2 separate regions of the Homo sapiens genome follow, and region 1 is linked to region 2. Evidence: read pairs that join two places in POLR2A ChIA-PET (ENCODE). Cell type or tissue: Panc1. All regions are shown on one strand. Links, peaks and the distances in the headings refer to the core of each region. The heading gives the core; the rest is flanking DNA.

Region 1 (5,373 bases), core at 282-5,281, 120 kb after region 2:
AAATTAGCCAGGCGTGGTGATGGGCATCTGTAATCCCAGCTACTTGGGAGGCTGAGGCAGGAGAATCATTTGAACCTGGGAGGCAGAGGTTGCACTGAGCTAAGATGGCGCCACTGTCCTCCAGCCTGGTGAAAGAGCGAAACTCTGTCCAAAAAAACCCCAAAAAACCCAAAGTGCCCCGACATCATGGGCCACTGACCCAGGAAACACATGTAAACATGCCAACTGTAGGGCCTGGCATGTAACAGGTGCCGAATAAACTAAATGTTAAGGATTCATGTGGTTTTATTACTCCCCTTCCTCTCAACATGTTCAGGACTCTCATGCCTCAGCAGTCTGTGAACACCAAAAACAACTTGGAGCAAAAGTGTGAACAATGAAGGTTGATTACCCTCAAAAATTAAGTTTGGAGATTTTTGTGTATTTCAAGCACGCATCAGTTCCTTCCTTGTACTCGCATAATATTGGGTTTCTCAGAATCTGTTAGTTCCAACTGTTAAATACAGTTATCTGGGGAGGAAGGGAATTATAAGAAACTAATACCTTCTTCCTTATGTATTTGTGCAATGTTTGTAGACACTTATGGCAAAGGAGGAAAAGATAAATTACAAGTACACAGCATGAGGCCAGGTGCGGTGGCTCATGCCTATAAGCCCAGGACTTTGGGAGGCCAAGGCAGGTGGATCACTTGATGTCAGAAGTTCAAGACCAGCCTGGCCAATATGATGAAACCCCGTCTCTACTAAAAATACAAAAACTAGCCCAACATGGTGGTGCCTGCCTGTAATCCCAGCTACTTGGGAGGCTGAGGCAGGAGAATCACTTGAACCCAGGAGGTGAAGGTTGCAGTGAGCAGAAATCACACCACTGCCCTCCAGCCTGGGCAACAGAGTGAGACTCTGTCTCAAAAAACAAAAAAAAAAAACAAAACAAAATACACAGCATGGAGGAGAATATCTGTGTAGAGGGCCACCTGCTTCACTGGCAAGAGGTTAGGAGAAGCTCTCAGGACCCTGGATGGTTTCAATAACGGATAGATCAATGGCCTAAACTTTAATCTCCCGCGGAAAGGACTCTCCCAGAAATCATCCTTATTCACCTGCCTCAAATGGAAGTTCTAGGATGTTTGCACCTGGAATGAGCAACACCAAGGAGGATAGGGCTGGAAAGGAGACTTCACCCAAACCAACCGGCCCTGCTGCCTGGTTTAGACCCTCAAGGAGGAGAGCTCGGGGCCCAGAGTTGCTCATTCTCTATTGCATGGCAGTTCCCAGATCCCAGGCTTAGAAACCTGTTTTTTTGTTTGTTTGTTTGTTTTTTGTGTTTTTTTTTTGAGATGGAGTCTCGCTCTGTCGCTCAGGCTAGAGTACAGTGGCGCGATCTTGGCTCACTGCGACCTCCACCTCCTGGGTTCAAGCGATTCTCCTGCCTCAGCCTCCTGAGATGGGATTACATGCATGTGCCACCATGCCCAGTTAATTTTTGTATTTTTAGTAGAGACGGGGTTTCACCATGTTGGTCAAGCTGGTCTCGAACTCCTGATCTCGTGATCTGCCCGCCTGGGTCTCCCAAAGTGCTGGGATTACAGACATGAGCCACCACACCTGGCCAAGAAACCTGTTTTATCAGCAGAGGTGGCAACCCAGAGAGCTTTCTGTCATGAGAAAAGCTCTACTGCTTCCGTTGGACAGAAGGGCACTGCCAGCTCCAGCAGCAACACACTCCTGCCGTGGTGGTGAATCCTGATGCCTGAGATGGGCACTGGAGACTCCTGAGGTAGGAATGACCCAGCCAGGAGCCCCACAATCCCTGCAAATGCCAACCTTCTTCTCCCCACAACTGTCACGAACTGAACACCAGCTCTTGCCTTTCCACATTAAGGCTTGTGTGGACCACTCTGCCTCTTACTCAATGTTTCCAGACCTAACATTTGTGTCAGCTGGCAGCAGAATTTTAGTTTTGCTGGGAATTTCTTTTCACACTGGGCTCCAGCTGGATGAGTTCTGAGGGAGACCACTGCTCCATCTGAAGCTCCGGAGTGTTAGCCATAATGGCAGAATGACCACAGACAGTCAGCCCCGTCTGAACAGCCTGTTGCTGCCAGATGGTGACCTGTTTCTGTTAAACCCCAGTGAGTTTCTGCCTGGCCTCAAATCATCACACAGGGCCTTTCAATCTGGATAGGCCTAAGCCATGGCCAAACCATGGAGAGAGCGAGCCCAGGTTGTTCTGTGATGGGATGGAAAGGACCACACAGTGTCACAAGGTTTCCAACAGAAACCTGACGTCAGAGAAGCATTTCGTAAAAGGAGAACCATATCTTAAAAGTGAACGGGCATGGGTCCGGGTGAGATGGCTCATGCCTGTAATCCCAGCACTTTGGGAGGCCAAGGCGGGCGGATCACTTGAGACCAGGAGTTCAAGACCAGCCTGACCAACATGGTGAAACCCCATCCCTACTAAAAATACACAAATTAGCCAGGTGTGGTGGTGGGCACCTGTAATCCTAGCTACTCAGGAGGCTGAGGCAGGAGAATCTCTTGAACCCAGGAGGTGGAGGTTGCAGTGAGCCGAGATTGCGCCACTGCCCTACAGCCTGGGCAACGGAGAGAGACTTTGTCTCAAAAAAAAAAAAAAAAGTGTGGCTAGGCACGGTGGCTCGCGCCTATAATCCCAGCACTTTGGGAGGCCAAGGCAGGTGGATCACTTGAGGTCAGGAGTTCAAGACCAGCCTGACCAACATGGTGAAACCCCATCTCTACTAAAAATACAAAATTATCTGGGCATGGTGGTGCATGCCTATAATCCCAGCTACTTGGGAGGCTGAGGCAGGAGAATCACTTGAACCAGGGAGAAGGAGGTTGCAGTGAGCCGAGATCGTGCCACCGTGCTCCAGCCTGAGTAACAAGAGCAAAACTCCATTAAAAAAAGAAAAAGTGAATGGGGCATGGACACAGTGGCTTGCACCTGTAACCCCACACTTTGGGAGGCTGGAGTGAGAGGAAGGCTTGAGGCCAGGAGTTCAAGACCAGCCTTAGCAACACAGGGAGACTCAGTCTCTACAAAAAAACCAAAAAACGAAAAAAGTGAATGGGCAGGGCTCAGAAAAAGCAGTTATCACTTCTCCACTAGTATCTCCTCCTGAGCCTGGGTGGAGTTACTCATGGGGTCAGGATCCCTCTGTGCACGACATGGTTTCCGGGTTAGGGACCTTCAGGTCCCTCCCCGCCCTCACCAGACAGCCTTTACTCTGGGAGAGAGGAAAGAAGGGAAATAGCTACTGAGAATTTAGGAAAAGGAGGAAGAGGAGCAGGCAGAAGGCACACTGACCCTTAACACTTCAGTTTGTAACGTGTGTGTAGATACTATTTTATGTAAATCTTTGTCCTGGTGACTCAGGTCCTTAGGGATTTTGAGAACATTTAAAACTCTTATGAGTTTTTCTGTAAAGCCACAGAGAACAAAACTATTGATCTAAACCAAATAGTCAATACAATTTTTACATCTACCTACCTACCAGTCCCTCTCCAGGAATGAGCTACCCCAGCTAATTTTTTTTTTCCCCCGCCGAGACAGGGTCTCACTCTGTCACCCAGGCTGGAGTGTAATGGCATGATCCTGGCTCACTGCAGCCTCGAACTTCTGGGCTCAAGTGACCCTCCTGCCTCAGCCTCCTGAGTAGCTGGGACTATAGGCATGTGCCACCATGTCCACCTAATTTTTTATTTTTATTTTTGAAGACACAGGGTCTCATTATGTTGCACAGGCTGGTCTTGAATTCCTGGACTCAAGTGATCCTCCCACCTCAGCCCCGCAAAGTGCTGGGATTATAGTTGTGAGCCACTATGCCCACTGCCTCGCCTCCCCGCCCCCAGCTAATTTTTTTGTACTTGCAGATCTAACCTATCTCAGGAGTAGAAAAATGAGAAAAAGTTCACCATGCAAGGCAGCCTTTTCAACTGCACAGACAGGCTGGGCTGAACAACAGCTGTGGCTCATTCACCAGCGCCAGTAAATCCCGATCCCGACTAGGGACTGGGAGACTCCTGCTCAAGGCAGTGTGCCTGGCCAGAAATAGAACTTCACTCAGAGCCGACGCCGGTGAGGCACTGTCTGCCCAAACCGAAGTGGGTGGGAGACTGAGGCGAGAGAAGGTTGTCAGGACCCAGGAACTGAGAGATGGTTACCCTATTACAATTCATTTATCCCTTTTAAAGGGTAGGAGAACAGGGGCAATTACTTTTCATTTTATGTACTTCTGAGCTATTTGTGTGTTTTTAAAAACAACTATTTTCTTAGAATAATTTTACGGCCAAGTGCAGTGGCTCATGCCTGTAATCTTAGCACTTATGCAGGCCGAGGTGGGAGGATCACCTGAGCTCAGGAGTTCGAGACCAACCTGGGCAACATAGTGAGACCTTGTCTCCACACTAAAAAATTAAAAATTAGCTGGACGTGGTGGCATATGTCTGTAGTTCCAGCTACTCAGGTGGCTGAGGCGGGAGAATCGCTTGATCCCAGGAGTTGAAGGCTACAGTGAGCCATGATGGTGCCACTGTACTCCAGCCTGGGCCACAGAGTGAAACCCTGTCTCAAACAAACACACACACAAAAAGAATCATTTTTCATTCTCTTATCCTACTCAGTGTCCCTTGCAGGATGCAATGTCATTGCCTTAGGGAATCTTCCCTGATCGTCTCCAAAGCAAACCTCCCTGCCAATTCTTTATCACATTGCTTTAATGCCTTCATAATGCTTACCATGATCTGAAATCATCTCTGTATTTGTCTACGAATTTATCACCTTCTTTTTCTTCTAGAATGTCAGCTCCATGAGGGCAGATACTCATCTGCCTGTTCATATGAACCTTCCTAGGGCCTATGATGGTGAGGTTCTAGGGAAGGTGCTCACTAAATAGTTTTGAATAACTGAATACAGGGACACATGATGGGATTTACAAGTGTCCACATTCACTCCACAAGCCTAATGTGCAAAAACACAGCTACAATAGAGATTTGGTTAACTATAGCACTGGTGCACCAACTTCTCTGGAAGTAATCCCTGGCCTACCTTGGCAAGGACTTTTTCATATGAACACATGCGTCGTATGCGAACTACTGCCTGTGGGCTAAAACCAGCCTGATACCTATTTTTGTAAATAAAGTTTTATTGGAACAAAGCCACACTCATACACATTTGGTTGCTTTTGAGCAGAACTGAGCAGTTTCAACAAAGACTATACGGCCTGAAAATATTTGCCATGTGGCCTTTTAAGAAAAAGTTGGAGCTTGAAGAAACAGCAGTGTAGTATAAGACTCTCACTGAAGCCGGAGGCAGTGGCTCACGACTGTACTTTGGGAGGCCAAGGTGGGT
Region 2 (5,373 bases), core at 197-5,196:
TGCCTCAGCCTCCAGAGTACCTGGCACTACAGGCACCCGCTACCACACTCGGCTAATTTTTTGTATTTTTAGTGGAGATGGGGTTTCACCGTGTTAGCCAGGATGGTCTCGATCTCCTGACCTCGTGATCTGCCTGCCTCAGCCTCCCAAAGTGCTGGGATTACAGGCATGAGCCACCGGGCCCGGCCTGTTCAGGTTTTATCTTCCCCACTAGATGATACACTTTGAGAGGAACTCTTTTGTATAGAATTTTGGAGTTCGAAGAGATTTTAGTGTTTATCTCATCCAAACTTCTCACCTAATGTCTGAATCCCCTTTATGAATCTCTGATAACTTTTTTTTTCTTTTGAAATAGGGTCTTGCTATGTCACCCAGGCTGGAGTGCAGTGACTCACTCTTGGCTCACTGCAACCTCTGCTTCCCCTACTCAAGCGATCCTCTCACCTCAGCCTCCCGAGCAGCTGAGACTACAGGTGCATGCCACCACACCCAGCTAATTTTTGTATTTTTCATAGAGACAGGGTTTCACCGTGTTGCCCAAGCTGGTCTCAAATTCCCGCGCTCAAGTGATCCACCTGCCTCAGCCTCCCAGAGTGCTGGGATTACAAGTGTTAGCCACCACACCCAGCCTCTGACAACTTCTGATTTCATCTTTTGAAGACCTCTCATTCTGGGGCTCTCCTTACCTAAAGAATAGAGGCTCAGTGCAGGAATAGAGGATGCTGAATGCAATGTTGTTGAATTCATGCTACTTCTCCCTTAAAACTGAGTCAGCCCTTGGCTGGGTGTAGGTTGCAGAAGAGGGAGAACACAGAGAACTGAACAACTTTTTGGCTAAAAATGTTGGGGAATGTTTCCAACGAACTTGTGTCCACTGCCACTTATGCCTTGTGATTTAGCTCTTGCCCATTGTTATTTAGGGCAACCAAATTACAAAACTTAAATCTCTCTTTTTTCCTCCTCTTAGGAAAGGCTATGAAGAACATTTGGCAGGAGCATTGCAGCTAACAAAGCCCTTTCCAATACTTCAGCTTGTTAGAACTCTTTGATGCAGGCAGTGTTATCCTCACATTAGGGAGGAAACTGAGATTTAAACTAAGTCATTAAGGTTGGCAAAGCTAGCATTCAAACCCAGGTCATTTAGCTTCAAAAAGCCTAGTGCCGTGTTTTCACTAAACAGTCACGTGTCTAAAAACCAAGCCAGGTGCAGTGGCTCATGACTATGATCCCAGCACTTTGAGAGGCTGAAATAGGAGGTTCACTTGATCCCAGGAGTTTGAGACCAGCCTGGACAACATAGTGAGATCCCCGTTGCTAAAAATATTTTCTTTTAATTAGCGAGGTGTGGTGGTATGTACCTCTAGTCCCAGCTACTCGGGAGACCGAGGTGGGAGGATCACTTGAGCCATGATTGTGCCACTGCACTCCAGCCTGTGTGACACAGCAAGACCTTGTCTCAAAAAAAAAAAAATTAAATTAAAAAAACCCTCTGTTGTGCAAAGGCCGATTTTGGCCCTGGAGAAAGAATCAGGGTCAGTCAGGTGCGGTGGCTCACGCCTATAATCCCAGCACTTTGGGAGGCCGAGGCGGGTGGATCACTTGAGGTCAGGAATTCCAGACCAGCCTGGACAACATGGCAAAACCCCGTCTTTACTAAAAATACAAAAATTAGCCGGGCATGGTGGTGCATGCCTGTAATTCCAGCTACTCGGGAGGCTAAGGTAGGAGAATCACTTGAATCCGGGAGGCAGAGGTTGCAGTGAGCGGAGATCGTGCCACTGCACTCCAGCCTGGGCAACAGAGTGAGACTCTGTCTCAAAAACAAAACAAAACAAAAACAGAAAGAATCAGAGTCAACAAATCAGTATGGATGCAGATTCCTCAGATGCCAGGAATCCCAGGATAAATGGCAGGGGTGAACCAAATACTTCCCATTCTTCCCTCACCACCCTCCTCCATCCAATAAAGAAGTAAATAAATTCCTCAAGTCCCCTCTGCCCCAGTGCATGGAATGTTTACCTGTGGACTAGGACTGGTCTACATGCCAAACAGGCCTTGCCTCCTGGGCGGCATGTTTGCAGGGGATCCTTGCTGATGATGTTGGCCTCCTCCTGCACCCTCCCACTCCATGGCTGTCTCACCTGAGAGAGCTTTCTTCCTTTTGCATTAAGTGTGAGTCCTGATAAATTCAAAAAAGCCTCCAGGTGACATCATTTTAACACCAGTTAACAATCACAAATCTGGGTGAATGAGCCTCAGAGTTTTTCTTGACAGTAGTGTGCGTGCGTGTGTGTGTGCGTGTTTTCCATGGAAAAATAAAATGTATTACACAAACTATCAGTATTAATTACAGAAAGGTGGCCAGGTGCAGTGCCTCACGCCTGTAATCCTGGCACTTTGGGAGGCCAAGGCGGGCAGATTGCCTGAGCTCAGGAGTTTGAGACCAGCCTGGTCAAACATGGTGAAACCCTGTATCTACTAAAAATACAAAACATTAGCTGGGCGTGGTGGCGCATGCCTGTAGTCTCAGGTACTCGGAAGGGTGAGGCACAAGAATCGCTTGAGTCTGGAAGGTGGAGGTTGCAGTGAGCCGAGAACACGCCACTAAACTCCAGCCGGGGTGACAGAGCAAGACTCTGTCTCAAAAAACAAACAAACAATTAATTACAGAAAGGTAAGCCTGGCCAATAGGTCAGGAAAAGCAGCCCCACTGCAGATCCACACCACTACGGAAACTTGAGGCACCACACACATGACTTTGCTGACTGGGGGCAAAGGATGAACTAGTGAGCAAACTTGGGAGGCTGAGACAGGAGGATCGCTTGAACCTGGGAGGTAGAGGTTGCAGTGAGCCAAGATCGCACCACTGCTCTCCAGCCAGGTGACAGAGCGAGACTCCAGCTCAAAAAAAAAAAAAAAGTCAAGATATTAAATATGAAAGCAACACTTTATTTTTTATTTTATTTTATTTTAAGACAGGGTCTCTCTCTGTCACCCAGACTGGAGTACAGTGACATGATCTCTGCTCACTGTGATCTCTGCCTCCCAGGCTCAAACTATCCTCCCACATCAGCCTCCCAAATAGCTGGGACTACAGGGGCCCACCACCACACCTGACTAATTTTTGTATTTTTGGTAGAGATGCGGTTTCACCATGTTGCCCAGCCTGATCTTGAACTTCTGGATTCAAGTGATCCGCCCTCCTCGGCCTCCCAAAGTGCTGGGACTACAGGCTTGAGCCACCTCGCCCAGCTGAAAGTGACACTTTAATACTTTCAGGAAATTATAGGAGATGATTGTTAAGAGCTCAGGATAAAGAGAAGTTTCTGGCCGGGAACGGTGGCTCACACCTGTAATCCCAGCACTTTCAGTGGCGGAGCACCTGTGGCCAAGAGTTTGAGACCAGCCTGGCCAACATGGTGAAACCCCATCTCTACTAAAAATACAAAAATTGAGGTGCCGCTGTTGCTGCTCGTGTTAAATCTAGAACCGTAGCCAGACATGGGACTGGAGGACGAGCAAAAGATGCTTACCGAATCCGGAGATCCTGAGGAGGAGGAAGAGGAAGAGGAGGAATTAGTGGATCCCCTAACAACAGTGAGAGAGCAATGCGAGCAGTTGGAGAAATGTGTAAAGGCCCGGGAGCGGCTAGAGCTCTATGATGAGCATGTATCCTCTCGATCACATACAGAAGAGGATTGCACGGAGGAGCTCTTTGACTTCTTGCATGCAAAGGACCATTGCGTGGCCCACAAACTCTTTAACAACTTGAAATAAATGTGTGGACTTAATTCACCCCAGCCTTCATCATCTGGGCATCAGAATATTTCCTTATGGTTTCGGATGTACCATTTGTTTCTTATTTGTGTAACTGTAAGTTCACATGAACCTCGTGGGTTTTGGCTTAGGCTGGTAGCTTCTATGTAATTCGCAGTGATTCCATCTAAATAAAAGTTCTGTGATCTGCAAAAAAAAAAAAAAATTAGCCGGGTGTGGTGGTACATGCCTGTAATCACAGCTACGTGGGAGGCTGAGGCAGGAGAATCCCTTGACGCCAGGAGGTGGAGGTTGCAGTGAGCTGAGATTATGCCACTGCACTCCAGTCTGGGTGACATAGCAATACTCTGTCTCAAAAAAAATTTTTTTTTTCTTTTTTTAAACAATTTACTTATTCATTTTTAATTTTTTCTGAGATGAAGTCTTGCTATGTTGCCCAGGCTGGTCTCAAACTCCTGGGCTCAGATGATCCGCCTGCCTTAGCCTCTCAAAGTGTTGGGATTATGGGTACGAGCCACAAACAGACAAGAGAAGTTTCTTTTTTTTTTTATGAGATGGAGTCTCACTCTGTCACCCAGGCTGGAGTGCAGTGGCGTCTCCTCGGCTCACTGCAACCTCTGCCTGCTGCGTTCAAGTGATTCTCCTGCCTCAGCCTCCCGAGTAGCCGAGACTACAGGCGCCCGCCACCTTGCCCTGCTAATTTTTGTATTTTTAGTAAAGACGGGGTTTCACCATGTTGGCCAGGCTGGTCTCCAACTCCTGACCTCAGGTGACCCGCCTGCCTCAACCTCCCAAATGCTGGGATTACAGGCATGAACCACCTCGCCCAACCGAAGAGAAGTTTCTTAAGATAAAAGGAAATGCAGGCCGGGCTTGATGGCTCATGCCTGTAATCCCAGCACTTTGGGAGTCTAAGGCAGGAGGATCACCTGAGCAACATGAAACCCTGTCTCTACCAAAAATACAAAAAATTAGCTGGGTGCGGTGGCATGTGCCTGTGATCCCAGCTACCCAGGAGGGTGAGGTGGGAGGATCGATTGAGCAGAAATCTCGCTACTGCACTCCAACCTGGGTGACAGAATGAGACCCCGCCTCAATAAATAAATAAATAAATAAAGACCATAAAGGAAAAAAATTGATACATTACCTCCATCAAAATAAATCAAAAGCCATCTTAAAACAGAATCTCAGGCTGGGCACGGTGGCTCATGCCTGTAATCTCAGCACTTTGGGAGTCCGAGGCGGGCAGATCACGAGGTCAGGAGATCGAGACCATCCTGGCTAACACGGTGAAACCCCGTCTCTACTAAAAATACAAAAAATTAGCCGGGTGTGGTGGTGGGTGCCTGTAGTCCCAGCTACTCGGGAGGTTGAGGCAAGAGAATGGCGTGAACGCAGGAGGCGGAGCTTGCAGTGAGCTGAGATTGTGCCACTGCACTCCAGCCTGGGCAACAGAGAGCAAAAAAAAAAAAAAAAGAAAAGAAAAAAGAGGCTCTCAACTCTGGCCGCAGGAGCATCACCTTAAGGGAGTTTTTTTTTGTTGTTGTTTTTGTTTTTTTTTTTGAGACGGAGTTTCGCTCTTGTTGCCCAGGCTGG

What was found. ChIA-PET counts read pairs that join two places held together with the same protein. Peaks named below come from ENCODE experiments on the same cell type or tissue, not always from the same donor. Only the 100,000 strongest peaks of a DNase experiment are listed, where the experiment ranks them.
Region 1: POLR2A ChIA-PET joins it to region 2 with 5 read pairs; 4 of 35 experiments call an interaction of 5 or more read pairs at or near these places.

Annotation. Positions count from the first base shown.
Region 1 is chr1:15,690,309-15,695,681 of GRCh38, reverse strand. The region is part of intron 1 of PLEKHM2 (pleckstrin homology and RUN domain containing M2); the gene reads right to left. Among named protein-coding and RNA genes, the nearest start is that of PLEKHM2, 8.7 kb to the right of the region's middle. In Panc1, for the core only: no CTCF peak of the experiment used is centred there; no DNase peak of the experiment used is centred there.
Region 2 is chr1:15,805,778-15,811,150 of GRCh38, reverse strand. It overlaps UQCRHL (ubiquinol-cytochrome c reductase hinge protein like), which reads left to right and starts at 3,502. Exons shown (of 1, transcript NM_001089591.2): 1 at 3,502-3,777. The coding sequence starts at 3,502. The coding sequence ends at 3,777. In Panc1, for the core only: no CTCF peak of the experiment used is centred there; no DNase peak of the experiment used is centred there; H3K27ac peaks cover 2,013 bases.